Regions from separate parts of the Mus musculus genome. Here all the other regions are linked to region 2. Evidence: chromatin loops called from intact Hi-C (ENCODE). Cell type or tissue: heart. All regions are shown on one strand. Each heading gives the region's core, and the rest is flanking DNA. Links, peaks and the distances in the headings are about the cores only. Region 1 has its middle 84 kb from the start of Ttc32. Region 2 has its middle 150 kb from the start of Gm46323. Region 3 has its middle 63 kb from the start of Ttc32.

Region 1 (10,274 bases), core at 700-8,699, 110 kb before region 2:
AGCTCCTGTTAATATGTTCCATTCCTTGTATCAAGCAACTGTCTTGCAAATAGTGTTGTTGGTAATTCATGGGATGGGCTGTTATTTTTGGACCTGCAGTCTACAGAGACAGGCTTAAAATTGAATACGTTTTTTCCCTTCTCTTTTTAAGTTTTCTCATATTATTGCAGAAATTACAGAAAAATATTTGGCTCGTCTGGACTGACAATATATATGGCTGGTTCCCTGTCATTGTGTTAATCCTAGAAAAATAAACTTTTTGGCATCTTTCAGATTTTCCCTGGGTGGGAGGGGACATGGACTCCCCTGTGCACTGAGACCTGTGAATGCTTTTTTTCTGCCCAGCACTGTGCTTAGGAGGAGACAGCCCCGAGTCACTGGATTGGGTCAGCAGTAAACGTTGCTGTGTCCTGGTAAGAGCAGAATGCTGGGGTTGTGTCAGAAGCAGTACACATCCGTTCAAGCCGAGGACACCAGGGCACTGAAGACTAGAATAAAGAGCTGACACTGGAGGACCCCAGGGAGAGATGAGAATGTGGCTATTAATTAAATTGATCAATTTGAGCAGGAAGAAAGGAGGCAGGCTTGTCATAACAGCAAAGATATAAAGAGTGCTGAAGTAATGGAGGTGTTCAACAGCTGCAGAGAGCTCTATAGGAGATGCTGGAGGCTTAAGCTGGTCTTACATGCTCTTTTACATCAGAGCTATGGGATAAGGAGGGCTATGACTGTGTCCCATATGGGGGAAAATGGAAGCCCAGGAAGGAGAAGTGGCCTGACCACAGGGGGATTTGGAGGTCTAGCAGAGAAAGAGGCGAGGCCACATGGATTTGTCCTTCCTCTTCACACCCTTTCCGATTGGTCTACACTGCTGGTCATTCATCTTCCACAGGTGCCCATTTCCCCAGAATTGAGCAGCAGCAGACATCTGTGTCCTGATGACCTTGACTCTCCCAGCAGACATAACTCTTTTAGCATCTGCTCTCAGACAACAGGTGCCCTTCCACGGCCAAAGCCTGGACCATCTCCAGTCACCCCTGGACTTGGTGGGAGCTTGGCCCTTTGAAGTTTACAGCTCAGAGTTTTCCCAGCACAGCCCGGAAACATAACTCTCATTTCCTGGCTCAGGGCTCTGTCTCTTTGAAGGCAAAATTGCTGCTTTCCTCCTTGCGAATCATCCGAACCGAAGCTACATTTCAGTTTATTGACTTGGCTTAACCATAAAACCACAGGTAGGGAAAACGCAACTGGAGCAGCCCGGGTTCTTTCCTTTGGGAAAGTGGCAGAGGAAAATTGGCTTTTTCGTGGCTGTCCTTCTACCATGAAGGTATCGCCAGGTTTGAAAACTGACCCAGACTTTCCTTGGAACCATTTGTGGTCGACAGAAGTGCAAGAGTTTTTTTTTTTCTATTGGTTGAAATGTTCCTTGGAATTTACAGTCTCTGTTGTTCCCCAGAGTGCTGTTCTCTCACAGGATTCCCACATGTGACCTGCACGTTGTCCAGGGGAGTGAAACCAAGAAGAGGCAAGGACGGGCACACTGGATTGCTCTCCCACTATTTGTGGGCTGCTTGTAGGTCAGCACAGGATGTTCTCAAGGCCCAGGACTTTAAAGCTTGGCCTCAGCTTAGTTAGACACTTTCCAATTTCTTTCTTTTTTTCCTTTTTTTCCCCCCATGGAATGGGCAGAAACTATCAAGTTAGAAAGAAGCACCAAGAACATCTATATGCTTTAAGTCTAACTGTTATTTATCTGTAAATTCCTTCCTTCCTTTCTGCCTTTCTTCTGTAAATCATCCATCCATCCATCCATCCATCCATCCATCCATCCATCCATCCATCCATCTGTCCTCCTTTATCTCCATTTCTAGAAGCTCTTTCTGCATAGACTCTAGCATGAATATACACTAATTTACAGAGTGTATGTACTCAACAGTTACTTAAACAACTTCGAAATATATGACACTCACTTTCTTTTCAACTTTTTTTCTAAAGTGTCAGTGTGAACCCAGAAGTGAGCCGGTCATGTTTTGTTTTGCCATTATGAATTCTATTTTGTTTTTATAGTACAATTGATCATTTATAACTCAGCACATGCATTTTTGCATTTCTTTTTAATTCTAAGAATGTCTGTAGGCCATGGTGACCTTCTCAGTCTTAATGTCTATTAGCACCCATCCAAGCTCCTGTCATGACATCCCATCTATGGCACCCAGGGTACCTCAACCTCTCTTCTGCCTCTATACCTCCACATGTGTGGTACCCAGTGTCTGAGATGCTCTCATCTGTCCTGTTCATGAACTGAGATCCTTCCTTCCTTACAGTGTCACTGTGGATGCTTAGTCCTCCAGGAAGTATTCTTGGGAGTTCCAGAAAATTCTATAGTCACCCCCATGTTTTTGTAGCTCTTGCTTCACTGCTGTTTGCTTTCTGAGTTCTCTTTGAGTGTGTGTGTGTGGGGTGGGCCTTGGCCATATTCCTCAATCCCATCAAGGATAAGTTTGTATAAACTAAAAGCAAATAAGTTCTGTTGCTGACAGAGAAGAGAATGACTTTCAGTGAAAAGTTTTCATGTAAGCCCAATACGTGCTCTCTGCAATACATTGCTTTGGGTCATGAGTTGACCTGGAGAGGCTACTGAATGCTCATGTGTGCACCTATGGGCTCTGGGAATGCCTTTCTCATTAGTGTTTCTAATCTGCTGCCAGGGAATTGAAGGCTAGAAGGAGCATGGGTACTTCTAAGTTATATGTAACTGTTTTTATTTAGTCTTTAAAATCTTCCTCTCCCGCTGTGTACATGTATATGTATGTATGTATGTATGTATGTATGTATGTATGTTTGCTACATGGAGATGTGGGTGTATGTGTGGGTGGGGTCACATACACACCTGTAAAAGCATATGGAGGTCAGGGATAATCTTGTGTGTTGTTCATCAAGGGCTCTCACCTATCCAGTTGACAGGAGTTGTAAACTTTTTAAAAAGAGAAAACCTTTCACTAGGACCTGGGCTTGCTGATTACTTTGTGCCGACTGACCAGTGACACACCCTTGTAGACATTCTCAGCACTGGAGATGACAAGCGGGCATCACCATGTTTGACTTTTGTGTAGGTGCTGGGAACCAAACTCATGCTTATGTGGAGAGCACTGAATCGAATGAACCATCTCCCCACCCAGTATCTACTAATCTGAATAAATAGTGCACTAAGTGAGGGATTTAAAAAGGCTTTGGTGATAAAAGGCAAGGACATGTCCTAGACGAAGCCTTCACTTACCATACTTCTCTATACCCAATACACATTGTCTTATTTAACCCTAAAGGAATTTAGGGAATTTGCAAGATACAGTGGCAACAATCCAAGAGAATATAACAAAGAGAGTCTTCTTCAAGCCCAAGAAGGTCCAGAGCTGTGAATAAAAGCAGCACCATGAGCCACAGTGAGTCAGGGACGGATGCTGAGCAATAGCTGCAGCTGTGTCTGTCCTGTGTCTGTGATGCTTGGGAGACTCTGCCTGGGGAGAGCAGGGTCTATTGGTAAAGCTCCCAGCTAGCAGCTACATCCTGTTTATATGTCTAGTCCTAGTACCTTCTATTGGCCAAAACAAGGCAAAGGACAATTGGACCTATTTGTACAGCCCCAGGTCAGCCTACAGGCATAGCGCACGAATGGAGCCATCACAGTATACAACAATATGAGCCCTCTGCATCTGGTCTGCCTCAGGATGACTCCCTTGCAGGTCACCATTAGCATGTAGGCAGATGAACAGACTCAAACCTGAGAGCCACCAATTGTGTCAAGCAGGGGCCTTTGAGAGCTGGTTTGCTCTGTTCCCAGATGAGTTTCCCTAGAGGATCTAGAATTGGAGTCTTGCACAGACTGCTAGAGGCTGGTTATTTCTAGGATGCCATGTCAGACCTGGTCAGATAGGCAAAGTCTGCGGAAACTTCTCTTCATGGCTTACCTTCCCTCGGAGATCCAGCCAGGGGCTTTATCCTTGGGCCTGGAAAGTGGAAGGTAAGGTAGAAGTGGAGGCTTGCTCAGAGACATGGAGACTAGGGAACGCTGAGCAGCCAAATGCTGGCATAATCAGGAACCCACTGTAGTATGTGAGTTGTGGGAAGGCAGACAGCTCTCAGTTTGCTGCTACTGGGACTGAAAGTACCGCAGCTGGGTGACTTAGTCACTGTATAGATGCTTTGATGCTAGATGAAGCTGAGCTTGGATCTCAGCTCCCAAATTGAACTGTAGGCAAGTTGCTTAACCTCTTGGACCCCCAGTTTCTATAGTGCTAAATTCGGAAATAATTCTGATACAAGGAGATAGTGTAAGAATTAGAGAAACCCATGTGGATTATTTACCTCTGCCTGCCAATTGGATCTATATTAATTATGAAATAATCATTTGAGCAGATCTGGTCGCTCAACCTGTGCTCACTTTGTTCCGTGTTTTCTAAAACAACTTTGCCTTTAGTGCTTTCCCAGTGGGTACCCTGAGAAGAGACCAAGGCTGCATATGAGTTAAAGCTGGGCTCAGGCCCCCAAATAGCTTGTTTTTAACTTTCCCACATGGCACACTTCTTAGAAAAAAGTTGTGGAACATTTGATGATCAGTTTACAACCCCAAGAACAAGAAAAAGCTCTTCTGTCAGCTAAAAAAAAAAAAAAAAAAAAATAGATGGATGTTGTTTCTGGGAGGAGGGATGTTGTATAGTGGTCCAGGAGGAGATGGTGAGTCAGAAGTGCTGAGACCTGGGCCAGGCTGTCCCCTCAGCCCACCTCCTGTGAGTCAGCACTGACCACGAGGCCTGGTGGGCAGCAGGCCCAGCAAGCTGCCGAGCCACATGGCACGTTGCTCAGCGGACGGCAGCTGTGCTCTTCTGTCACCCTGTCTTGGGACATGAGAGAGTGTGTTGTAAAGCCACAATTGTCAGGGTTGATATGGCCCCTTCTGTCCATTTTCTAGACCAAATCTTCTGCGTCACTGTCTAATTCTAACCATGCCCCACAGTCACCACAATAAAGGGAACCCCTTTATTTTATAATCTTTGTGGGACATGTTAGGGGTGGTATTTGGTCTGGCAGAGCTGGGGGGTGAAGTAAATGTTCTCTTTTAAGGACTTTGCATGGGTCTGGACCTGAAAGGCAGCCTTTCCTTTTAGTTACCCAGAGTAATGAATCTAGAGTGCAGAGAATCAGGATTCACAAAACAGTATGCCTAAGAGACAAGAGGAAGCAAGCCCTGTGATTGCTCAATATCTGGGCAGTCTTGATGAAAGGATGTCTTTCCCAAAATACACTGCAAGGACATAGGGCAGGGAGACCAGCCAGACTCCATCTCTTCATGGCCATGTGTCTTAGATATTGAGACAGACCTTTTTGATCCAGCAAAATAAGGAAGGCAGTCACCTCGTAGGGTTGTAGGTGGTGCTAAACTGAGTAAGAGAGATTATGTGAAAGCACATTGTGATACCAGGCAAAAAATAATAAATGCAGGATATCACATAGTTAGATAGGAGAGTGAGCCATTTACCTGAGGTCACATGCTGTTACTGCCAGAGTCAGGAGCCAAGTGCGAGACTCTCTTTCCATTGTTCCCTGTTGTCTTAGTCATTTGTGAGAGAATTATTTGCCAAAAGCACTTTAATTAGCAAGCACTTTACTCAGGTTGCATGCCTATGTTTTATTTTTGTCTATGTGTGTGCATGCATGTGTTTAGGTGCATACATATACTATGTATGTATTTAATGTATGTATGTATGTATGTATGTATGTATGTATGTACTTATGTATGGAAGCCAGAGGTCAATCGCAAGATGTTTTCCTCTGAAACTGTACCCCTTTTCCTGAGACAGGAGATGTCCCCAGGATCAGGAATTCAATGATTAGCTAGCTTGGCTGGCCAGGAAACCCCAGAGAAGGGATTACAAATGTGCACCATCACACCTGGATTTCTATGTAAGTGATGAGGTTCAAACTCAGGACCCCAAGCTGTGTGTCAGGTCCTTTACCTGTCTTGGGGCAAGGGCACTGTGGCTGTTGGAGAAGCAGGGTCCAGTAGACCTCTGCAGATGGGACATGCTGTGGCCCTGACTGCCACATAGTAAGTTTAGAGACTATCCTATAAAACTCTCAGCTTGGGGTGGTAGCCCTCTGGCCAGGCTGGAACATTTACTTAGCATCAAATGGAAGCATGAGTAGGCTTCTAAGGGCTGCTGGGTACTTACTTCCCCAGAATATGTGTGTCTAAATGTGCAGGGGATTTCCAGAGGACACTCTGCTTGAGGTCCCTGTTATCTCCAGAGCTGAGCAAGGACATTTGTGTTGACGAACAAGTATCTCAAGCAAGAGACTTGAGAAAGGGATACAGTAGGAAAAGCGGAGAGCCTCCCAGCCTTCTCTAGATCTGAATAAGCTAGGATACCTCCTTCCCATCAGAGGGATGTGTGCCACGGCTCTATTGATCGCTGTACCTATAGGTATAGACTTTTAGTAGCCCTACATCTTGTCTTGCCTTTCTAAGAGCTCCTCAGATGGACCAGGGTAGCTCCCTGTATTATGCTTTTCTCTACCTTAGGGCTACAGGGGTTTCCCCTGGCATGTCTGCTGCCCTCCTTTCTCATGACTTATCTCCCATGATTTCCAATGCACACTGCTCCAATACAGCACCACTGGCTCACCTGTGATTCTTTCCATTACAGCTTTCTGTGTGATGTTGGTTTTTATTGAAGTGTAGGAATGGTCTTTGTCTTGTTGGTTGGGGATGCTCATGAGTCAGGAAAGTAGTTCAGTCAATGGCTTCCTGCCTGCTTATAAATGGTATCTGGTATGGAATTGAGCTCCTGTAAATGTCTGGGCCATTTAAGATCACAGCTCCCAGGTAATCAGAGCAGGGAATGTTGGATTAGGATCCTTTCCTTGGATCCTCAGAGAAAGGGGGCTGAATAATGTGGTTTTGGTCCAGAACCATTCCTATTTCGAATAGTACACCTTTGGTTTGTCATGAGAACGAGGCTTCATGTGATGAATGGTCTTCAGTGTAAGCTCAACTGGGCTGGGAATTACCCATGGGACATACCTCTGGGCGTGCCTGTGAGGGCATTTACAAAGAGGTTTAGCTGAGGAGAGGTGAGCTTCCATGAATGTAGGCAGCACAGGTCCATGGGCTGTTAGACTGGACCATCTAAAAAGGGGAAAACAGAGGGAGTCAGATGAACTTTGGTTTCTGCTTCCTGACTGTGGCTGTAATGTAACCAGCTAAGTCATGTTCTAAAAACCAGACTGCCATGGTTTCTATATTTTTCTGCCATGATGATATACTTAGAACTGTGAGCCAACATGAACCTTTCCTGCCTCATGCTTTTGCCAGGCATAAGGCAGACATGCTTTTACATATATAACCGATATTTTATTATAAAACATATCACTAATATGGAGATTCACTGACTTAGAGGCCAGAGAGGAAAGAGGTCAGTCTGCAACATCTGTGGAAAATTAGATACCTTTGGGGGCTAGAACAAGTTCAAATGGTGTAGCTCCCCAATTTCTTCAGCCTTTCCATTCTCATGAATTCCTTCCTGACAAGTATGTAAGTGGGTAAATGTACAAGTGAACTGACACATAGGTGGGCTTTCAGGGAGACATTTTTGGGAACCAAACCCAGATATATCAAGGCAGACTGAGTCACCTAGCTGCAGTAGATGGAGAGACTATAGTCCATTTTTCTCATTGTCTCATGGATTTACTGAGGTTTTGTATCTAACTATATTAGTCACTGTTATATTGGTGTGAAGAGACACCATGACCATGGAAACTCTTATAAAAGAAAGCATTTTATTGGGACTGTCTTACAGTTTCAGAGGTTTAATCCATTGTTATCATGGCAAGAAGCATTGTGGCATACAGGCAGACATGGTGCTGGAGAAGTGGCTGAGAATTCGACATCTAGATCCATAAGCAACAGGAAGAGAGAGACTCTAGGCTTAGAATGGAGTTTTTGAAACCCAAAGCCCATTCCTAGTGACATCTTTCCTCCAATAAGGCCACACCTCCTAAGCCTTCCCAAACAGTTCCATTCCCCGGTGACCAAGCATTCTAATCTATGAGCCTATGGGAGCCATTCTCATTCAAACTTCCACAATAAGCCAGCAGGATACAGAATTGCCTTGATCATAACAGGCTTTTGTTTTGGTTTTTTGGTTTTTTTTTCCCCCTTTGGCAGCATCACTATCACCGGCATGAGGAAGACAGGTTGGAACAGTGTGAGATAGGATGCATCCTGAATTACCCTTTGCATTCTAGGTGTTAATGGCTAGCCTCCAATGGGTGTGGAGTTTTGTCAAGTTTGTCTGCACCATCATCAGGAGAGATGCTATCTGTTCTCCTGTGAAGCCACGGCCTTGTTTCCAACGGCAGGAGCATGACCAAGACCAATGCCATCACTGTCTAGCCTCTTGGCTTTACAGGTTTCTCCATAGCATCTTTCCCTGCCTGGATCCAAAGCTTCATGAAATGGAATGCCCTTCTAGTTCTCAGGAGAAGTTGGTGATTCCAGAGCTAGAGCTTAGTAAGGAAATCCTGAAGCAAAGGCAGGTCTACTTTATTCAAGATGGTCTCTAAGACCTCAAATCCATTTTTTTTTTCCCATCAAACTTATCCTGCCCTGGATTTTGTCTGGAAGACATGCATTGAGCCAGGCTCACTATGTGTCCAAGCAGGGGCTTTATGGTATGAAAAGAGGGCTGTGCTCCCGTAGTTCATTTGGACTCATGGATCAGACTTAAGGCGAACAGAAGTGTCTATGGAAATTTACCTTTGGTAAACAGAGCCAGGAGTTTGAGGCTCCTGGTCACATTACATCCAATCAGGAAGCAGACAAGAAGTGATACTGTCCTTAGGTAGGGTGGGTCTTTGCACCTTAATTAACCCAACTTAGAAATTCTCCACTCACATCTGAGGTGACTCTAGATTCTGTCAAGTTGACAATATTAACTATGACAGATGGATTTCCAGCCTCAGCAGGATGACTGAGACTCGTGTTTCCGTTGCCTATCTCCCAGCCATCAGCTATGCCATACACATAATCAGAGCCCATGGAGCATTGTGCACAGGTGGGTTAGATATCCTGCTTTTATCTGTGGCATTCTGGCCATTTCGATCCACTTTGATACAAGGCTGGTGTTAGAGCCGAGTGAACAAATGAGGTAGTGTCTTGACTGTTTATAGTCTCTGTACAGGCTCTGGTAGGATGACTATACCAGCAACACATGAGGCTGTCTTCTATTTGTGTTTTGTACCTGCCAGGAGTTCATGTCTTTATGGGTTATCAGAATAGCTAAGAAACCCTTGAGATGGTACTGTTTTTCATGAATGAATTAATCAGTGAGCTCATCTGATGAGTACCTATTAATACCAACCACACCATTGCCGTTTGTTGTTTCAGGGTAGAGTAGATGGATCCCTGTTCACATGGAGCCTGTACCCCGATGGAAGTAAGGATGCTGCATGGATCCAATACATGTCTGCTGGCTGATTTATCTCTGTGTAATGTGTTAATTTAGAAAATATTTAAAGCTCCATTGTCCTCATAACCTTTGAAGTACCAGGTAATTGCTCCAGTTTAGAGAGAGCACTTATCCCAAACCCTAAATCATGAAACCCCTTCAGGGAAGCACTCTTCTTATGCAGAAATGCCAGCCCCTCCCTTAACATCTGTGATTCATCCTGCTTGTTTCATGTGAAGCAGGGATTCCCGTGGAAGATTGCAAGATGGTTAGATTTGGCACCAATTGATGTACATGTTAGGGCTAAAACCTCAATACCGCAAGGCCACAGCAGGGAAAACCATTAGCATATTCATGATCTCCTCTTCTTCTATTTATAGGTCTATTGTCAAAGCTAATGATCTTTCAGCTTTCTTGAAGCCTTCTAGCTTGTTGTGGGTTCCTGCTGTAAAAGAATGTGTGAAATCTAAACATATCCTTGTGATTTTTAATATTAATATCTTTAGAAATGACAGGCTTTTTTTTTTTTTTTCCCCTGATGCAGGGTTTCTCTATGTAGCTCTGGCTATTCTGTAACTTGCTCTGCAGACTAGGTTGGGCTCGAACTCATAGATCTGCCTGTGTCTGCCCCTGAGTGGTGTGATTAAAGGTGTACACCATCACTCTTGGTTTAAGAATTGGTAGGCATTCTTAAGACCAGAAGATGGTGAGGAAAGAGAATTCTCTGTTCTTTACCTGTGTATTGTTTTTCCCTGACTTTCAGTTTTTGGC
Region 2 (10,274 bases), core at 1,178-9,177:
CACTCTGCTTTTTGGCTACCATCCACAGAAGAGCCTCTTCTACACATGCTCCCACCATGCTTGGCCCAAGTACACAGAGACAAGCAACAATGACTGATGCTCTGAAGCCATGAACCAAGCTATGTCTTCCCTCTTTTAAATTATGTCAGATACTTGGTCAGTTTTGTGGCTAAAGTAATAGACCAAGACATGGAGCTTGAAGATGAAGCTTGGATGCAGAAGAGGTATACATGTAGATTTGCTCAGGAATTGGCAAAGCAAGATAAACTATTATCTCAGGAATCTGACCTTTACAGGCAGGTCAAGTTCAGGCAGCTGACTAGTGTTAATGGGGTGCTGCAGTTAAATCACTGGGAGGAGTCTACTCTTGCTGTCTTGGCCTCCCTACCAGAAAGTATGTTTGGACAGCTTCCCATATTCATTCATAAATGCTGCCCTTCAACATCAAGGGGTGCTGGACAATAGTGAAAAACTTAAAATAGCCCAATAATGCTGAAGCCTTTAATGTTTTCCTCAAAAGCCAAATGAGCTTGCCTTCTGAAGGAACTCCATATTCTCCCTCAGTACATACACTCTGGAGCTGGAAGGACTGTCTTTTGCTTTTGCTTCCTTTCCCCTAGATGGGCATTGTCAAGATTCAACACTGTGGGTTAAAATCCCCAACCAGCCTGGGAAACAAACACAACTGCATGGTGGAATTCTGGAATGAAATCTGACTATGGCGCTGTCTCTTGCTGGAGTGGCCCTCCGGGTTTCACTTTCCTTCAATGGCTAGGTCAGGTTTAAGTCTTCCCAGAACTACCTCTGAGTAGCTGAATCTCCTTTGTCTGTACCCCACTATATCATTAGGACCCCTGGATCTCATTCAAGAAGCATCCTAGTGAATGTCACAGTGATGATAGGATATTGAACCAAGATTTGCCATTGTTTTTAGAGCAGCTTGGCTCTCAGCAAGAGACCTGGAGGTTCAGAGTGGGCTTGGACCATGGAATCTCTCCTCCTTGTAGTTTGTCTTTATAGTCTCTTACACGGTCCTAGAACATAAGAGCTTCTCAAGCCTCCTATGCAGCAACCCTTTAATATAGTTTCTCATGTGTGGTGACCCTCAGCCATAAAACCATTTTTGCTGCTAATCCATAACCGTAATTTTGCTACTTTTATGAGTCGTAATGCAAATATCTGAAATGCTGAATATGTATCCCCTGTAAAAGGTCTGTTGAGGCCTAATGGGATTGTGATCCACAGGCTAAGTGCTGCTGCTCTAGGTATTATCCCTGGAATCTTCCTTCTAGAAGATTCTTAGAGGTACATGCATAGTTTATGGAGGTAGTACTCTTTAGAAAAACCAAGCCAGGACCCACATCTTCACCACTTCCATCCAATTTGACAAGGGTGGGAGAGAATACTACAGAGAATTTGCTTTGTGTTTGTACAGGTTGTTCATGGATGCCGAACCTGGACCCTTCAGTGTTTTATGATCAAAAAGGCATGAGAGAAAGGTCAGCCACTGCTGCTACATGCCTGATTCATCTGTTCCTTTTTACAGTGGCTTGCAGTACACATCTAGGTCCTTGGATGTTTCTGTTCTGATGTTCTGTGGCTCACATTTGGAGTGGCCAGTGGAAAGATAAATACTGGCTGTGGTGGTGGGTTGGGACTTCCATTGCAAATAATACAGAGTGAATGATTTAGAGTAGTTGTGTATCCTGTGATTTGGAGAGGCTGTATGTCCAAGATCAGGGTTCACTCCAGGGCTTTTCTCCTTGGCTTGAGGATGGCTGTCATCTCATTGATGGCCCACCAAGTTACATTTAAAATATCTTATACTGTTGATTCTTACCTTACTGTGCGATTTCAGTGTATGCATGTTTGGAAGGGATACAGGTTCTGCTTATAATTTAGGAAAAAACAAGTAAGCTATCATTTAGTAGTGGAAGAAATACTTTGAAGAAACACACACAAACGCATGTGTGTGTGCTCGCACACACATATTTACTTATTTTGTGATTTTAATAGCAAGAAAACATTTTTAGCTGTGGCCCATGTTAACCCTTGTCAGGAGTCCCTTCGTTAGTAAAGCCAACCCAAGATGTCTGAGGCACTCCGATGCTCAGGAAATCTTTTTATGCCGATCTTTTTCCGTGTCTTTCATGCTTACATGTACATGCATGCATGCATGCATGCATGCATGCACACATACTGCTTTGAGCTGATCCCTTGGGTGACCAAGTGTGATTATGGCTTCTTTCTCTATGGCCTAAATGGGGTCACACAAGCTCAAAGACTCAGTCATAAACCAGCACATTTCCACAAGACTGGAACCAGTTTCTGATGGAAGCTGAACCAAGGCTCTGCTGCCTCTTAGGATCCATCTTGGCTCTGAAGTCCAGGGAATAATACATTTGTTTTCAGCCAATGGTGTTCGGGCCCCTCATTTCCATACCTAGTTCAAATTGGCCATCTGAGAACAATGAAATGCCAGACTAAAGTTGTCCCCACCCCATTCACTTACCTCCTTCTCTACTTGAGTCTTTGGGACAGTAATAATGCCCAAGTACACAAGAATGACATACGAATTTTATGTTTTACTGAGGGACACAGTCCTTGTCATGGAGTGGGCTACAATACACAGGCCCACTAGAGGTATGTGTGCACAGCCCTTAGAAGGCATCTGGCAGCTGGAACTCTTCACCATGGCAGTCGTAGCTGCAGGGCAGGGTGCCTCTAGCTGGCCAGAGGGTGGGCACAGGGCTCCTTGTATGAAGCCTGTGTTGCCAGGAAGAGCATTTAATATGGCCAAATATTTGTGTAGTTGGAATTAAAATCGAGTACAAGGGACTAAAGTCCCAAAATATCATATGACAGTTATTAGTTCTTTTGTTATTTTTTGGTGTCTGTTCATTTCTTTAATACCACAGTAACTGTTTCAGGATTAATTAATTATAAATATTTTTATGTTTTATTTATATGAGAAGTACACATTTAGTAAAGAGCTAATTAAATCTCTGCATATTAAAATGTCAAAGCTGGGAGGTCTCCTAAAGATTATCTAGTCCTATTTCCTCTACCATCTGTATGAGAAATTGTCCAGAGAAGAGAGATGATTAACTTGGAATCACCCAGTAAAGTTGCTGATGGGACTCAAGTCACCTAAACCTGCCTACAGTGGAGAGGCAAGCACTCTGCACTTTAGACTGTCTCTTGGGTGAGCCATGGTGGCTGATTCAGGAGTCTAGCCAGACACTATGGGCTATTAGGGTAAATACATTTATGCTGGTTTTGATACATCCATTATCATTATGACACATTTATTTCACGTTGTTATGCATGCTCTGTCCTCTGTTATTACACATGGCTGTGCTTAAGGTTTACCTCCACTTTATAGGTACCACAGGGTGGACTGGTTATCCCTGGAAATGGTCACTGCTGTTAAGTGGGAGCTCAGGCACCTGCTTCTTCTCTTTCACACTATCCTACTGTGGAAGACTTTCTCCAAGCTTTGATACATCAAGAAGGACCTCACCAGATGTAGCTCCTTGACCTTGGATTTCCAGCTTTCAGATTCATGAAGCTTTCTGCCTTTTGCCCTGAGTTGGCACATTGAGAAGGCTCTTGGTAGATGAAAGCCTTGTGATCTTGGACTTCCTAGCTTCAAGAATTGTAATAATAAACCTTTACAAATTTCCCAGCCAATGTGTGAAGCAGTTTAAAATAGATGAAGATGCCCACAGTCTACCCTTGAGACGTGTAAGGCCAACTTCATGCAGGGGCTAGTTTCCTTTCAACTCTTCTCTCTGTAGCATACTTTGGTTTTCTCTTTTCTACTAGTGGCTATACTCTTGGTGCTCCTACAACTGAAGTTCTAAGCCTACTTCTTCACTGATACTGTGTTTAGTAGGGACATCAGATTTCCAGAGCAAAAGGATGCTTCTTTAGAGCTTTAATGCCTTAACTATCTACCCTGTGATATCTCATACTTTGGTTCAGGAGACCCTGTGTTGCTATTTCTACCATTCCAATTTCAATCCTTTCAAATTTTAGTCCTATGTTCTTCATTCACTGGAAGGCAAAGTGTGAATCTAGTGTCTCTCTCTTTCTTATCCTCTCTTGTTTTTGTGACCAACTTTGAGTGGCAACTTGGATCTTGACCATTAAGTCACTTCAGCTCTTCTTTGTGGTTCAGAGCCTTTCTTACGGCAGAGAGCTCAGTTGTCTCTGTAGCCTAATGAATTATCGTGTCTGCTCTTATCATGATGCTTGTCAGCCCCATGGTCCAGAGATAGCCGGTAACTTTGACATCATCTAGTGAGTCATCAAAACATCTCCCAATAGCTTAGTCCTCTGGGGATGTTTCGGGGATGTTTTCCTTGTGTCATGGAGAGAACATTTGAGTGCAATAGAGAAGGGAGAAAACAGAAAACAGGAGTGTTGAAAGATGGCAGCCAGCATGGGTGTTTGCTGTCTGAGGGTGGCCACTTGTCACTGTTGGTTTGGGTCAACCATCTCTGGGCTCTGCCAAGCAAAAATCTTGGATGGCATAAATAGAGCAATTTAACTCTAACCTGAAGTCTCAGGGGTTGGGGAGTCATGGGAGGAATTGTGGATCCAAGGAGCTCCTGGCATGCCTGGGGCATGGTAACATGCTCCTTCTTCCTGAGAAGGGCTGATTCAGTTGTGCGGAGCAGCTGGGGAGCTTTGCCTCAGATGCCTCCCGAGGCTCTAATGCTCTGGCTGTCAGGCCTTGGCTGCCTTTTGTCTGATTGGCCCTGGGAAGTCCTGGCTGAATAGCCTGTGGGCCCCACTATGCAGGAGGTGAGAACTTCTCGTCCTGAGCCTGGCTTGCCCCTGCCTCACCAGTGCCAGCTTTTGATTAGGAGGTCCCAGGAGCTTGGATCTGTAGGCTGATGTTGCTGGGTTGGATTCAATTCGTCACGCTTGTCAGGCCTGAAGGAGGCAGAGGCAGACACCATGGTGAGGCAAGGTGGCTCCTGCTGGAGCACAAAGGGAAGAAGTAGCTGCTCTGTGCTGCTGATCTTCTGTGCTGGGCTCTGGACTTTACAGCCTGGTAGAATGCAAGACCCAAGAGTAGAGGAAATGGACTGTACACAAAAGGCCGGCATTCGTGAGAATAGTTTACTTCTCTCCAGCCTCTGTTCATCAACTTCCCCTTACTTATTCTGTCTTTGTCAAAGATGCTCTCTTCCCTTGGCTATTCCTTGCAGGTACACCCTACCTCAAGGCCTTTGCTTGGGCTATTCTTTCATCTTTAACACTGCATCCTCTCTCTGTGTCTCCTCAGCTCATTCCTTTTCTTTCTTTTGTTTATATTAAATTTATAAATTTTTCTTCTCTCATATCTTACATCCATATCAGTTTCCTCTCCTTTCTTTCCCTCATCTACTACTCCTCTCCTCCAGAATCACTTAAGAAAAGAGCAGACCTACCAGGGATATCAACCAAACATGACATCTCGAGTTACAATAAGATTAGGCACATACTGCATATTAAGGCTAGGCAATGCAACCCAGTATGAAGGAAGGATCCCAAAAACAGACAAAAGAGCCAGGGATATCCCCTATTCCCACTTTTAGGGGTTTTACAAGAACAGCAGCTACACAACTATACACATATGCAGAGGGCCTAGGTCAGACACATTCACTCTGTGTTTACTGCTTCAGTCTCTGTGAACCCATATGTGCCCTGGTTAATTTGATTCTGTGGGCTGTGTTCTTATGGTGTTTCTGACCCCTCTGGCTCCTCCAGTCCATCTTCACTCTCTTCCATGGGATTCCCAGAGTTTTTACTTATGTTTGGCTGTGGGTCTTTGCATCTGTTTCCATTAGTTGCTGGACAGAGCCTCTCTAATGATGATTATGCTGGCCTCTGGGCTCTAATTACAGCAGAATATCATTAGGAATCATCTCATTGACTTTTTTCCCACTTGTGTTTGGTTCTATATTAGTTCTCTGGGCTGTCCAGCCCCTGGTTCCTGGCCATCCAGACAGTGTCAGACATGGTCTCCCTCTCAGGGTGTGAGTCTCAAGTTGGATCAGTCATTGGGTGGCTACTCCCACAAGTTCTACACCACCATTACACATCTTATGGGCAAGGCAAATTGTAGGTCAAAGGCTATGTGGCTGGGTTGGTGTCCCAGTCCCTCCACTGGAAGCCTTGTATGGTTACAGATGATGGCTGGCTCAGGTTTAGTATTTCCCATCACTAGGAGTCTTCACTAGGGTCACCTTCATAGATTCCTGGGAGTTTCCATTGTACTAAGTTTCTACCCTATCCCGGAGAAACGCCTCTCAATTTCAGTTATCTCTCCCATTACCCTCTCCTTCCATACCCCCCACCATCTGATCCCTCTTTTTTTTATACCTTCCTGCTCCTATTTTACCCACAAAATCTATTCTATTTCCTCTTCCCAGGGAGATCCATGCACCCCCACTTTGAGCCCTCCTTGTTACTTAGCCTCTCTGTGGATTGTAGCATGATTATCCTTTATAGCTGCTACCTGCTGGTAAGTGAGTACATATCATATTTGTCTTTCTGGATCTGGGTTGCCTCACTTAAGATGCTACCCTGAATGTACCCAATTTTATTGGATCCCTTGCTTGGTACCTCTCAGCATCCCCCTTCTCAATGAGATCTGCTGTAGCCATCTGGTTTAATTCCTATGTCCCCTACAGCACCCTGATTTTCCTTATTCTAACAACCATATAGTGCTTATTACCCTGTAGCATCCTAAGGAATGATTTCTATTGGCATCAGTATCTAAAATAATGTATTTTAGTATCTGGTATCTACAATAATATGTTATAGTTACTTTCTGATGCTGTTCTCCTTCCACTAGGACACACACTCTCTAAGCATTAGGGTCTCTTTGTTGCATTAACTTTTAGAAACTTGTCTTATACATAATAAGTGCTTGAATAACAAATGGACAGAAGGGAGCGCTTTCTGTGATACACATGGAACATAGATCCATACCATTGGCTGGTTGGTTGGTATCCCTAATGATGATAATCACCATGCTTAGCATCTGGTCCTGTTATGAGCTGAACTACAAGTATCATGTTAGTATTGGTGGCCAATAAAACTGAAACATGTAGTGGCTTTGGTGTCATGACAACATGTTGGAAGATGGCACAGCCATTGTCAACCCCGATTGTGCTGCAGCCTTACAGCTTTTTTAAGTGTACATGCAAGTGAATGGCATATTCAATGACTGGAAATATGTAAAATACCATCCTTCTTCTGGGTCATGCTTCACAAGGGAGGTGCTTTGGGTTCAAACTATAGATGGCACAAATCCTATGAGATGGTATGTAATATAACATACTTCCATTTTGGCTCTTTTTAGTGATGGCTACTCATAGACTTACTCAGCACTTTTTCCTGCAACATTTTTGACCTTTGACCTCATTACCCTGTTTAGATCTTCCTGTCTCAGATCTTGATATCTGAAGCTTTGGGTTCTGTACTGGTCTAAAATGTATGTAATCTGCCCCAAGTCGTGGACGCAGACTCAGCATTGTTAAGTGCTTCCAAACACTCCTGCTTATCTTGCAGAAGCCCTAGAGGCCAAGGTTGATCTCATTTTGATAATCAAGAAGGGCTTTGCAGTAATTAAAGGATGGTTTCCTGTTGACATATTGATACTAGCAGCTTCCAAGTAAGGGGAGCTGACCAGCAGCACCCCGGGGGAGTAGGGAGTGTGGCCAGGGCAGCATCTGTGATGGCCTGCACTTAGTGTGTAACTCTCCTCTGAGAGTATCCAAAGCTTCTCTTGGAAGCGTGTGTACACTTTTCACTGTTGTGGGGAACCTGGGGCAGAGGTAATGGGGGTGTGGTTGATCTTGCATAGAGATACTGGGCGAGCTGTGGTTATTTTCCAGTTGTTTCCAGAATTTGAAAGAACAGACCCAGGAGGAAGAAGAAAGGCCTTCCTTTCACATGAGAGTGTCCTAGGACAAGATGGGCCCATGCTCTTCATGGTAGCCTTTCTTCTTTTTGAAGTCTGGCGAGGTCTCATGGGAAGCCAGAGCTCAGCTGAAAACCAAGCACTCGGAGAAAAATGGAACTGTGGGAAAATACTTTTAGATGCAAGTGATAAGTACACAGTATCTTAAGCAAAGAAGGAGGCTGATTATTAGATTCAAGAGCTAGGGAAGAGGCCTTGCTAAAATGACATCATCAGGCCTCTGTTCACTCAAGCCCTTGGCTTGGTTCCCTACTTGTTTCTGGCTTTGTTCTGTGGACTACTCTGTCCTAGGGCTGAGGAAATGGTTGCTGACAGCCTTGGACCCATGTGCCTCTCACTTGACACAAAGCCTGAGTACAAAGAGACTTCTGTGTCCCAGCCTATGCAGAGAAGACATAACACTGGTGCTCTGTCGGCCATTTGCCAACACCAGCCTCATCTCCATGTCTAGTAGGTGGACCAGGCAGAGCACGTTGGTGACACTCCTGCAGATAGAGCTCTGTGGTCATCTGATCAAGAGCATATGCAACATTCCACCTCCTGCCCCCTCTCTGGGAATTCATCTTTTATTCTATTTATCTCTTTTCAAGGCTGAGAGTCACCGGCTTTGGGTTAGAATGAAAATGTGAAATTTTACAAGAAGAATGCAACTATATTTTTTAACATTTCCAGAACTATTGCACTTGTTGAAAAGAAGCAGCTAAGAAGTTGCTATAATTCTGTTGCTGCAATGCATATCTTGTCCCCCCACCCTTTTTTTTTCAGACAGGTCTGTGTATAACCATCATCTGGTACCCATTTCACCATGAGAAACTGAGTGTGTAGTGGTCGGTAGTACCTTGTATTCTCAGGTCTTTATATCAGAGCTTCATCGAACCATATATGTGAGGTCTCCCTTGGCATATGGACCAGATTAGAAGAAAATATCTTGATGTCAAGCTATGACAAAAATGGAGTAACCCCTCAGGATCTGGGGAAGAGAATGGACATTTTTACAGGTTGATGAGATATGATTGCATGTTACATGACAGGTTCTGTTTTGAATAGGTGTAATAGTAGTATCTTTAGTTCATGTCTTTGTTTTGTAATGTGCTGCTTAGGTTTTAATTGTCAACTTGCCACAACTTAGAGTCTCTTGGGAAGAGAGACTTGGTGAAGAATTATCTAGATCATTTTGGGCAGTGGGCATGTCTGTAAAGGACTGTCTTGATGTTAATTAAGACAGGAAGGCCTAGCCCATTGTGAGTGGTGTCATTACCCAGGAAAGATGCCCTGAATAGTATAAGAAAGTAAAAGCACATGCACTAACAATTAGAAAAGAAAAAGAAAAAAAGAGGCCCTGAATTTGAAGGAGAACAGGGAGGGGTATCTGGGAGAGTTTGGAGGAAAAGAAAGTAAGAAATGTTATATTGTATTAATAATCTCAAAAATAAAATAAAAATACTAAAAATAATTCTAGAAACAAGTGAAGCTACATATTTGATTGAAAAGTCCTTTTGATCCATCTGCAAGATGGACAGTTTCCTGGAAAAAGAAAAGTCACCTTGCCCCATTGCTTAGGACTGCCTTCCCTCTCATACGCTGTACTTACTCTGATAATTGTCTGGTTGCTGGTTCCTTTTAGAATGTGGTCTCTCTGAAGGAAAGGACTGTCTTGGGTTAATCTAATTTCTGTTTTTGTCAGTCTCAAATCTGTCATCCAGTTGGAACTTTGCATAGGCAGGAAAGAATTTCTCCTTCCCTCGTGAGGCTGCATTCCATGCATGTTTGCTGCTTGCAAAGAGAGCGTGTGGAGACCTGATCATCTGTGAATATGTCCTTTTAGCTCAATCCACCACACTAAAGGTTCTGGAGCCAAAGAAAGATCCAGTGTGAGCCATGTGTTCTTGGAGCCACCTCCAGAGCTGTGGGTAGATCGGGTCTCTGGTGGAGAGAGACTCTCCAGAGCTGTGGGTAGATCGGGTCTCTGGTGGAGAGAGACTCTCCAGAGCTGTGGGTAGATCGGGTCTCTGGTGAGAGAGACTCTCCAGAGCTGTGGGTAGATCGGGTCTCTGGTGGAGAGAGACTCTCCAGAGCTGTGGGTAGATCGGGTCTCTGCTGGAGAGAGACTCTCCAGAGCTGTGGGTAGATCGGGTCTCTGTGGAGAGAGACTCTCCAGAGCTGTGGGTAGATCGGGTCTCTGCTGGAGAGAGACTCTCTGGAGGAGCTTCAGGGCCAGCCTGTAGCTGGGGGGGGGGGGGTGTTCCAGTGTCAGGAACTGTGGGGTCCTCTGCAGCAATTGACCAAGTTT
Region 3 (10,274 bases), core at 1,175-9,174, 130 kb before region 2:
ACTTTAAAGAGCTGGTTTTAATCCTTCCACTATGTGGATTCTGGGGATGTAACTAGGTTGTTGGTTTTGCGGGCAGCTGTCTTTATCCACTGAACCATCTCACCAGTCGTATATTGACCTTAAATTAAAAATACATTTATTCTTTTTTGTGTGTGTATGTTCATGTCCATGTGCCTATGTGCAGGTACAGGTATGCCACAGAATATGTGTGAATGTCAAAGGACAATTTATGGGAGTTGATTTTTTTCCTTTTACCATGTAGGTCCTCCAAATCCAACTCAGGTCATTGGGTTTGGTGACAAGTGCCTTTGCCTGCTAAGCCATCCTGCTGGCCTGTATTGGTCTTTTGATGGTAGAGTACATCTCCATCTATTTAGTGATATAACTGCCGTTTTAGCCTTACCATTTTTTAGTTTTGTGTTTGTCACATTTGTTTTATGTTCTTCCTTTTCTTCTTGTCTTTTGAATTTGGTTTAATGAAATATTTCCTAGGAGTCCATCTTTTCTATCAGATTGCTATCTGTGTGTTTTTGATTTAGCGTCTTAGTGTTGCTCTGAGGACAGCAATGTGCACCATTAGCTTGCTATTTCTACCTTAGGATAATTCTCACCCAGCTTTCCAGATAGAATTTAAGTAGCATCTCTCCTTCAGGAGCAGTGGGCAGGAAGCTATTTCTCTTTTTTAAAAAATTAAATTAATTTTTTTTTTACTTATTCACTTTATATTCCACTAACTGGCCCCTCCTCCTCCCCCCCCTCCCGCTATCCTTCCTGCATCCCCCCTTTTCTTCTCCTCCTCTGAGTGGGTAGGGCTTCCCCTGGGTACCCCTCCCCACCTTGGCAGGAAGTTATCTCTTAATGGTACCATAAAATGTGACTGGACCCTGGTACTGGGTTATGGGTGGGAAAATCCATTTGCTACACCAAACAGTTATTCTTTGATAAGAGCACTAGCCTGTGAAGTGGACAGATACTGTTGAGCTGTGTTTTTTGCTAGATGTACACTAAACATACAGGAAATATAGGCAAAAACTCCTACAATGTAGGGTATAGGAATAAGTGTGGCTACTTGTGTAAGGGCAGTGCTTTATACTCTATAGATACATTTAAAGAATGCTTGTTTAGTACAAAAGTAAGTATGATTTAGATCATTAAGAAAGTCATTGATGAATGTGAACATTGGAAAAAGTCTTCATTAATCCCACAATCATGTAAAGCAGGGGAGTAAGTTTGTGGAATAAGCATTAGTATCTTAAATATCTGTGGTCACTTAGCCAGACTCAGACAGACAAACAACAAATGCTTTCTCTCATGTGTGCAGTCTGGAGTCTACACATGGATATATAAATATGTTATTTCTCATATGCAGAATCTAGATTCAAATATACACACACAGGCAGGCAAGTGCACATATAAATGCATGTGAGCACTCACATACACATACGCACACAGGCGACTTCACATACACATCATGCGAGCACACACACACACACACACACACACACACAGACTTGTCAAATGCAAAAGGGCTTTCTGGAGGAAGAAAGAGGATCAGCAGGGCTGGGAAGAGCAGGCAAGGAGGATGTGGGAAGATAAAAGCAGAAAACAGTGGCACCCCCGACGAAGGTGCCATAAAGAAACCCACCATTTTGTAGGCTTTCTAAAAATTAAATCAAAAAGTTAATACATGTTCTAAAAATCAGTGGTTATTTTAAGTCCACTTCTGAAGATAATTAAGAATAGTTGTACAAGGTCGATTTGCACATTGCTTGATCACCCGCCAACATCAAACAACTCTTCTACTGTATTAATTTTGTGCATTTCCTATTCCAAATTTTCCTAGGCACAGATGGGTAAGGGAAGAGATAACACTGAGTGTGTTGACTTCTTCAGTATAAAAATAACTTTTCAAATACTTAACACTAGGCCCGAGTTCACTTAGCATCATAGGCACTTCAAATTGACTACCTTCTAAGGTAATTTGAATACTGGTCTGATTTTTCCTCCTGCTTAATCAAGGCAATTACAGGAATGAATTGGGAAGCTCATTCCGCCACAGGGGAAACTGCTATGACAAATGCAGTTGTAACTGGCTAAGAAGCTGAATGGTGAGAAATACCCCTTTTCTTGATAATAAAAATACAAATTTTGGTAGAACACAGTGTTATAGCACGAATAATTTTCCTTCTAAATTAAGATGTTTATAAACTAGTAATGTACTTGGAGTTGGTTGGTTGTATGCATAATTAATAACTGTTACCAAACAAGCTGAGTTTTTAAAAATATCAATTGAATTGGAAGCTGTAGTAAAAAATTAAGTAATTTTATATACCCGGAGACTAAACTATAAAATTTTGTGTCAAAAGTAATTTTGGTAACAAAATAATACTTCACCGTGGCTCTGCACACTTTCTTCTTCTGTTGCTGTAACTGGTTAGATTTTTTTAGCAGTCTTCAGACTTTGAGAAATGGCTCTGTGAATCAAATGTCCTAAAACTTTTTGACCTTTTGTGTAAACAAATCCTCCAACTTTTGGATCCCTTTGTGCAAAAGCACCTGGAAATATTTAATCAGAACTAAGCGAACAGCTCGACCTGAGACGCTGGATTTTTGGGTCTTTTAGGGAATGGTAGCTATGCAGAACGAAGCCTGGGAGCAGGAAGGCTGAGGTTTGTCTTAGAAAGAATGAGAGAATCTGGGGAAGTTAACTAAGAGCTTACATGCTCTGTGATGACTAAAGGCTCAGTCACTCGGGTCTTCTTTTCTGCATCATGCTGATTGGCAGGAAGGGGTTTACAGTGCACTCATAAGACCACATCTTCTTGGTTGTGGTAACATGAAGTGGAATAGGCTTGTGATTCTGGGCAGCTGAAACTGGTGAACCATTCGAAAGCTCATTAACGGAGATAATGTTTTTTGTTTTTTGGTTTTTTTTTGACATATTTTTGTCAAGGGGGGGAAATCACTTTGAAGCGAAAGGAAAGTATCGTTGAGAATATCTGAAGTGAAATATTCACTCATTTCAATATGAAAGTTAATTAAAATGGACAGTGTTCTTAAGTCGACTGAAGTTTCTCTAAGTTTACCAGCTATCTCAGCACCAGGAGGTAGAATATTTTCCTAACTTAAAAAACTGTGGTCTGCAAAGAATTGATTGAATGAGTGAATGGTTTCAAATTTATTAATAACATGTGATCCTGAACAGAATTGCCGTCTGTTTTATGGAAAAATCTAGAGTGATAAGATGAGGTTGAAAAGCCTACATTCCTCAGAAAAATTCAATGATGCAGAGAATGTGCTAGCTACTTTTATGTCAACTTGACACAAGCCCAAGACATCTGAAAGGAGGGAGCCTCAATTGAGAAAATGCCTCCATAAGATCCAGCTGTATGGCGTTTTCTTAATAAGTGATCAGTTGTAGTTGGGGCAACCCCTGGACTGCTGTTCTTAGGTTCTGTAAGAAAACAGGTTGAGCAAGCCATATCGAGCAAGCCAATAAGCAGCACCCCTCCATGGCCTCTGCATCAGCTCCTGCCCCCATGTTCTTGCTCTGTTTGAGTTTCTGTCCTGACTTCCTGACTTGGTGATGATGATCAGTGATGAGTGTGGAAGCGTATCTTTCAGTCAGTTCTCTAAAGGCACAAGTATCATCATAAGGAATCTTTAGAAAAGAAATCTCAAAATTATTTTTAATTTATTTTGTGGTGTGTAGTGTACATACTTATTTAGTGTAGGCATGTGCACTGTGCATGTGTGTGTTTGTTTGTAGTGAGTATTTATGGTAATGGATATCTTTCTTTGATTGCTTTTCATGTTTATCTTTTGAGACAGGTCTCTGTGAACCTGAAACTTACTGAGTCAGCTCACTGGCTGGGCAGTGAACTTCAGGGATTTTGCAGCCTGTCTCACCTACCTCCTCACAGGTGCTGGGGTTATAGGTACATTCCGTTATGTTGGCCTTTTGTATGGGTACGAGGGAGCCAAATTCAGATCGTCACGATTTTCCACCACACACTTTATCAACTGAGCCATCTCCTCCATTCTTTTATAAAGACTTTGAATAAAGCCAACAAGTAAAGAATACAAGTTGATTGGATGAACTTTCTAGAAAGGCCTTAGACCAGAATCAGAGCTGGCTTCTACTCTCTCAAAGCTTCTTCTCCAACAGCAGGGTAAAAATAAGTGAACAGATGCCTATAGTACAAAAAAAAAAAAAATCAGCATGAAAAGACCTGTCCACATGGACATGGTTTGTCCTAGAGTCCGAGAAAGGGTGGTGGTCATCGTGAGTGAAAACTGAGTCATTTCCCCGGAGAGCAGTGATTGGCCCTGGTGGCCTGTGACTTGGCTGATGTTGAAGACATCAGAGTCCTTGGCATCACTCTCTCTGCACAGCTTCATATCTAAGGGCCATCTGAAGGGCCTGAGGGAAGAACAAGCTGTGGAGAATAAGCCACCATGTCAGCTAAAGCAGCTGTCCCCGTGGCGGCCATGGGGCTCCGAGTGATCTCAGGGTGAGGGATTTCAGCCAGGGCTGGAAGAAGGCAATGAACCAATGACCCAATGGCTGGAACACTTTCAAGAGTCTATTTTTGTTTCAGATAAAACCAGAAACAATGATGCACTTGGGGAGCCAACCTCCTAGAGATTGATGGTGAAGTATGTGAGCCTATGAGCTCACCAATATATTTTCCTGCAAGGCAAAGCCTATGCCATGTAGAGCAGGCAAGGGAAATCTAGTTCAGGGTCATATGAGGTCAGGTCTCCATCCTCAATGGCCTACCAGCATCTCCATCTCTTCCTGTGTGTGATCCATCTTCTTTTGAGTCTCACCAAGGACTCAGCTGATGTCTGGTCTTATGCTGGGCAAAAAGAGAAGACAGAAGATAGAGGTTGTGGACTCAGGACTGAAGAGAACCCCTGAGTAGAACATAACCAAGTTAAGTATGATCCTTTTCAGAAGTGATTTGACTTGAGTCCCGAGACTTCCTTCATTGTAGACCCACAAGTCAAACAAAAAGGTTTATTCTTCAGTCAAAAGGAAGCATAGTTTTAGTGGCACTAGGGATTGAACCCAAGGCTTCCTGCATGCTGGGTAAGTGCTCTGCCATTGAGCTGTACCACAAATCTTATTTTTACCTTTTATCTTGAGGTAGAGGCTAAGTTAATAAGGCTAGCTTTGAACTCACTCTGCAGCACCGGACATCCTTGAGCTTGAGATCTTTCTGTCTCAGCTTACTGGGCAGTTGGGATTGATTATAGGCCTGCTCTCTGAATTCAGAGGACTCTTTTTTGGCCAATCTCAAAGCTATCATTTGAGAAATCTGTGTACCTAACTAGGGGGCTGGCATTGAGCTGTGGGGAGTATGGGCGGGGTTGGGGGTGGGTGAGTGAGAGGAGACATCTTACCAGTCTGAAGGATCTTAGATCTCATGCCAAGGTAAGAGATAGAGTACTGATCTCAGAGGTAAATGCCAGGCAATTTAATGCTCAGAACACAGATCAGACTCATAGACCAATGAGAGGCAGTGTATGCTCTTCCATCCTTTTTGTTTGTTTGTTTTTTGTTTTTGTTTTTTGTTTTTTTATTTTTCTTTTTATTGGGTATTTATTTCATTTACATTTCCAATGCTATCCCAAAAGTCCCCCATACGCTCCCCCACCCACTCCCCTACCCACCCACTCCCACTTCTTGGCCTTGGCATTCCCGTTCCCCTGTACTGAGGCATATAAAGTTTGCACGACCAATGGGTCTATCTTTCCACTGATGGCCAACTAGGCCATCTTCTGATTCATATGCAGCTAGAGTCAAGAGCTCCGGGGGTGGGGGTGGTGGTGGTGGTGGTGGTGGTGGTACTGGTTAGTTCATATTGTTGTTCCACTTATAGGATTGCAGATCCCTTCAGCTCCTTGGGTACTTTCTCTAGTTTCTCCATTGGGGGCCCTGTGGTCCATCCAATAGCTGACTGTGAGCATCCACTTCTGTGTTTGCTAGGCCCCCGCAGAGTCTCACAAGAGACAGCTATATCTAGGTCCTTTCAGCAAAATCTTGCTAGTGTATGCAACAGTGTCAGCGTTTGGAGGCTGATTATGGCATGGATCCCCAACCTCTAACCAGAGACAACTAAATCAACTAATTCCAGAGATTACCAGATGGCTAAAGGTAAATGTAAGAATCTTACTAACAGAAACCAAGACCACTCACCATCATTAGAACCTAGCACTCCCACCTCGCTCAGTCCAGGGCACCCCAACACACCCGGATTTTAAAAAGCTAGACCTGGATTTAAACGCTCTTCCATCCTTAAGGAGTCCAGTAATCTGGGTGGCAAGGGGATTGTTCTTCACCTTTAGGCATTTATAAGCCAGTCTCACTTTTCTTCTCTCCCTCCTGGAACTGTGGCTTCTTGGTCCTGTACCCAATGTCTATTAATAAACATGTCCCTGAAGATTTCTGAGTTGTAAATGAGGATGTCTTGACTTTGCTAGGGACACCTGGCTCCTTGGTTGCAGGTCTATCCTCATCCTGAGAAGATACTGTCTGTCCCCTATGGCTTCAGATGATAGAATATTACACTTTGTGTTCATGATCAGCATCCTGAATCTGCTAAAAAATGTGAAAATAAGCATTTTTTTCCTCACAGTATATCCTACTGGTACCACTCATAGAGTCTTGGGAGTCATGTCCGTTGGAAGACATGATTGCCTTGTAGTGAATGTAGTAGAGCATGGGCCATTTCAAGCCAGAAGTCTGATTTGGGAGTCAGATGTCAATGATTGAGAATACCTGGGCATAGACATTGTTTGCTTATTATGTGAATTCCCGAACTACCTGTGAGCAGAGAACATTCTGGAATGTTGGACTCATTTAGACATACCCTGGGACTTATGATGGTGTGAGGTTCTCTTTTAGGAAATTAGTGGCTATGTGGTTGTCACAGAATCTTTTCCTCAGAAACATGGCATCTGCAGTGAAAGAAGAGTGAAAAAATGTGCACATGAAAAACTATGGGGGATCCCAGCACCAGAATGAGTCACTTGTGGGTTCCATGGAGAAAAATGAACATGAAAGCTAAAGTCAGATAAAGTGGTGATGCACAGCACCACTTAAAGATCTCAGAATGCCATGGCCTAAGATTCTAATACTCAAAGTATCTGAGATGTTTTCGCCAACTCACTGTGGTTTCTCAATTTTCTAAAGCACACAATGCTATCCTTTTAACTATGTAATGTTAAAACAGCTTCATGTTATTGGCCAAATAACTGACTGTTTTGCTATTTTTCCAGTAGATAAAAGCGTAATAGAAAGTGTTGGAGGAGGTTTATTCATTCTTTGGTCCAAGGAGTCCATAGGTAGAAGGGAATTGTCTTAGGATTTCCATTGTTGTGAAGAGACACTATGACCAAGGCAACTCTTATAAAGGACATTTAACTGGGGCTGGCTTATTGGTTCAGAGATTCAGTCCATATCATCAAGGTGGGAAGCATGGCAGTGTCCAGGCTGACATGGCACTGGAGGAGCTGAGAGTTCCACATCTTGATTGGAAGGCTGCCAGAAGACTGACATCCTCAGGCAGCTAGGAGGAAACTCTCTCAAAGCCCACACCCACAGTGACACACTTCCTCCAACAAGGCCACACCTCCTAATAATGCCACTCCCTTGGCCAAGCATATTCATATCACCACAGGAATCTATAGTGACCTCTGAATATTTTCTGTTTTGTCATCCTTCAGGACCCTGTAAGAGTGAATTTTTTAAATCTCATCTCTTCTCACAATTATAGGATATGAAATTTTGTAGGAAATTACTTCCTAGCTGCTTGCTGTTTTCTGTTTTCCATCTAGCTTTTGACTCAGCATTTGACCATACAAGGACTACCAAAGAACAAATCACTGAAGAATGGCTAGCTATCTATGCAGATTATGATTAGGACAGGCTGTGATGGATTTCTCGACAATAGAAAATAGAATATAGTTTTGTTTGTGTACATGTGTGTGGGTTTTTGCAAGTGTCATACATGTATATATACCTAAGTACACATATTCTTGTGGAGGCCAGACATCAACCTTGGGATTCATCTGTAGGACTCTTAACCTTGGGTTTTGACAAAGACTCTCCCATAGTCTAGTCTGGATGCCCAGCAACCCCAGGGATTCACCTGTCTTGGCCTTCCAAGTGCTGAGATTACAAGCAAACATTACTGCACTCAGCTTTTTATGTAGGTATTGGGGATTGAACTCAGGTCCTCACACATGTACAGTCTCTGAGCCATTTCCCTAGTGCTAGAAAACTAGAATACTAACAGTGCGTGTCTTACAGAAGCAAACAGTATTTTGTTTTTGTTGTTATTTTCTTTCTTTCTTTTTTAAAAAAAAATCCCTTGATGTTGCATGAAAGTATACCTATAGAAGGCACAGGTTGACAATTTGGCCACGAATGAAGGTTGTCACAACAGTAGGACTCATAGTGAATACACAAAGGTTGAGCTTTGTAGGGTATGTGTGGCTGGCTGTTTCTCGGTGCACTGGAAAGGAAAACGTGGATTATTTCAGATACACATCATGGTCAGAGGGACCAGAGGAGCTTCTACAATCATCTCACAGCTTAATGTGTCAAACAGGATGCCTATGAAGCTTAAAGAACAGCATGGTGTTATAGCTATACCAGATCTCATGCGAAAGCAAGGACTTCACTAAAGAAAGGCCTGGGAACACAGAGTTGGAGTAGGAACATTTCTGTAGATTCAGCTGAATTAGTGTCTTGACCCAACTACAGAATCTCTCTGCCCTACTGTTTTTTGCTGTCATTGGTTTTTGTTTGTTCTTGGAAGTAGCCTTCTCCAACATATTTTGATAGAGCTCCCTTTGACATGATTAAAGACCTCCTAAGACTTAAATCTTGTTAGAATATCTTCTTACTACTCTTCATTGTCCATCATTGCCTCAAGAGCTTAACTAAGATCCCAGTATGCCCACAAAGGGTGACAGTGAAATAAGTCAAAGCAGTCACTGGACAGAATTAATCATGACACAGGTACTTGCTGGAGATTCTCCTCTGAAGCTGTTAGCTTAAGCAATTGACAGGTTCAGTAGCTTTTTCCTCCCCTTCTGTCTTAAACCTTGACTCAGTTGATGACCTGCACTCTACACAAATGAGAGCTTTACACAGAACTTCTTTGGCACCCTGTAGGTAAAGGAATCCAGAGGCCTGGAAAGATTTGGAGATTTAGAGACCCCAGTTCTCGCTGCACTCCCTCCACTACTCACAGAGGTAAAAATGGCTCTTCTGAGTCTGTCAGTGATGGGGGGTGGACCTAGGCCTTGAATTATAGTTTTCAAATCCATATGACCTTTTTACCCCATGTTATGACCCTATGGTCCTCTTGGGAGTTGTCTTACATTGTTAATTGGTAGGTAATATGTGTCTCATATAAGTTAACTCCTATGCTTTATTCTAGAGTTATCTGGAGAAGGCAATAAAGAGTATTAGCATCATGGAGAGGCTATTTATGTCCTGCAAGCATCAATTTACTAGAGGAAACCATGATCATACCATGGCATGGCTAGTGGCCTTTTTTTTTTTTATTAAATAAACCCATTCTTTAATTAATATACCACTAAAAGGGTAGACTTATTAGAATACAATAAAAATTGAACATTTGAGTTTTAAAATTATTTATGAGAGAATAGTCACAATACTATAGGTGTTACACTTAATAAAACACCAGCTTACTTTTGTTTATTATTATTTATTTATTTATTTGATATTTTCTTTATATACATTTCAAGTGCTATACCGAAAGTACCCTCCCTCTGCCCTGCTCCCCTACCCACCCACTCCTGCTTCTTGGCCCTGGCATTCCCCTGTACTGGGGCATATAAAGTTTGCAATACCAAGGGGCCTCTCTTCCCAGTGATGGCTGACTAGGCCATCTTCTGCTACATATGCAGCTAGAGACACGAGCTCTGGGGGTATTGGTTAGTTCATATTGTTGTTCCACCTATAAGGTTGCAGATCCCTTCAGCTCTTGCTTTCTCTAGCTTCTCCATTGGGGGCCCTGTGTTCCATCTTATAGATGACTGTGAGCATCCACTTCAGTATTTTCCAGGTGCTGGCATAGCCTCATACGAGACAGCTATAACAAGGTCCCTTCAGCAAAATCTTCCTGGCATATGCAATAGTGTCTGGGTTTGGTGGCTAATTATGGGATGGATCACTAGGTGGGGTAGTCTCTGGATAGTCCATCCTTTCGTCTTAGCTCCAAACTTTGTCT

What was found. A loop is a pair of places that touch in the nucleus more often than their neighbours do. Peaks named below come from ENCODE experiments on the same cell type or tissue, not always from the same donor. Only the 100,000 strongest peaks of a DNase experiment are listed, where the experiment ranks them.
Region 1: a loop joins it to region 2, with 2.7 times the contacts of the local background. A loop is called at or near these places in 2 of 42 quality-filtered maps.
Region 3: it touches region 2 in a loop (2.1-fold over the local background); 2 of 42 quality-filtered maps call a loop at or near these places.

What each region holds. Positions count from the first base shown.
Region 1 is chr12:9,109,020-9,119,293 of GRCm38, forward strand. No RefSeq gene overlaps it. Among named protein-coding and RNA genes, the nearest start is that of Ttc32, 84 kb to the left of the region's middle. In heart, for the core only: no CTCF peak of the experiment used is centred there; DNase peaks (open chromatin) are centred at 4,822 and 5,272.
Region 2 is chr12:9,220,404-9,230,677 of GRCm38, forward strand. No RefSeq gene overlaps it. Among named protein-coding and RNA genes, the nearest start is that of Gm46323, 150 kb to the right of the region's middle. In heart, for the core only: no CTCF peak of the experiment used is centred there; DNase peaks (open chromatin) are centred at 4,778 and 8,238.
Region 3 is chr12:9,087,689-9,097,962 of GRCm38, forward strand. No RefSeq gene overlaps it. Among named protein-coding and RNA genes, the nearest start is that of Ttc32, 63 kb to the left of the region's middle. In heart, for the core only: no CTCF peak of the experiment used is centred there; a DNase peak (open chromatin) is centred at 4,433.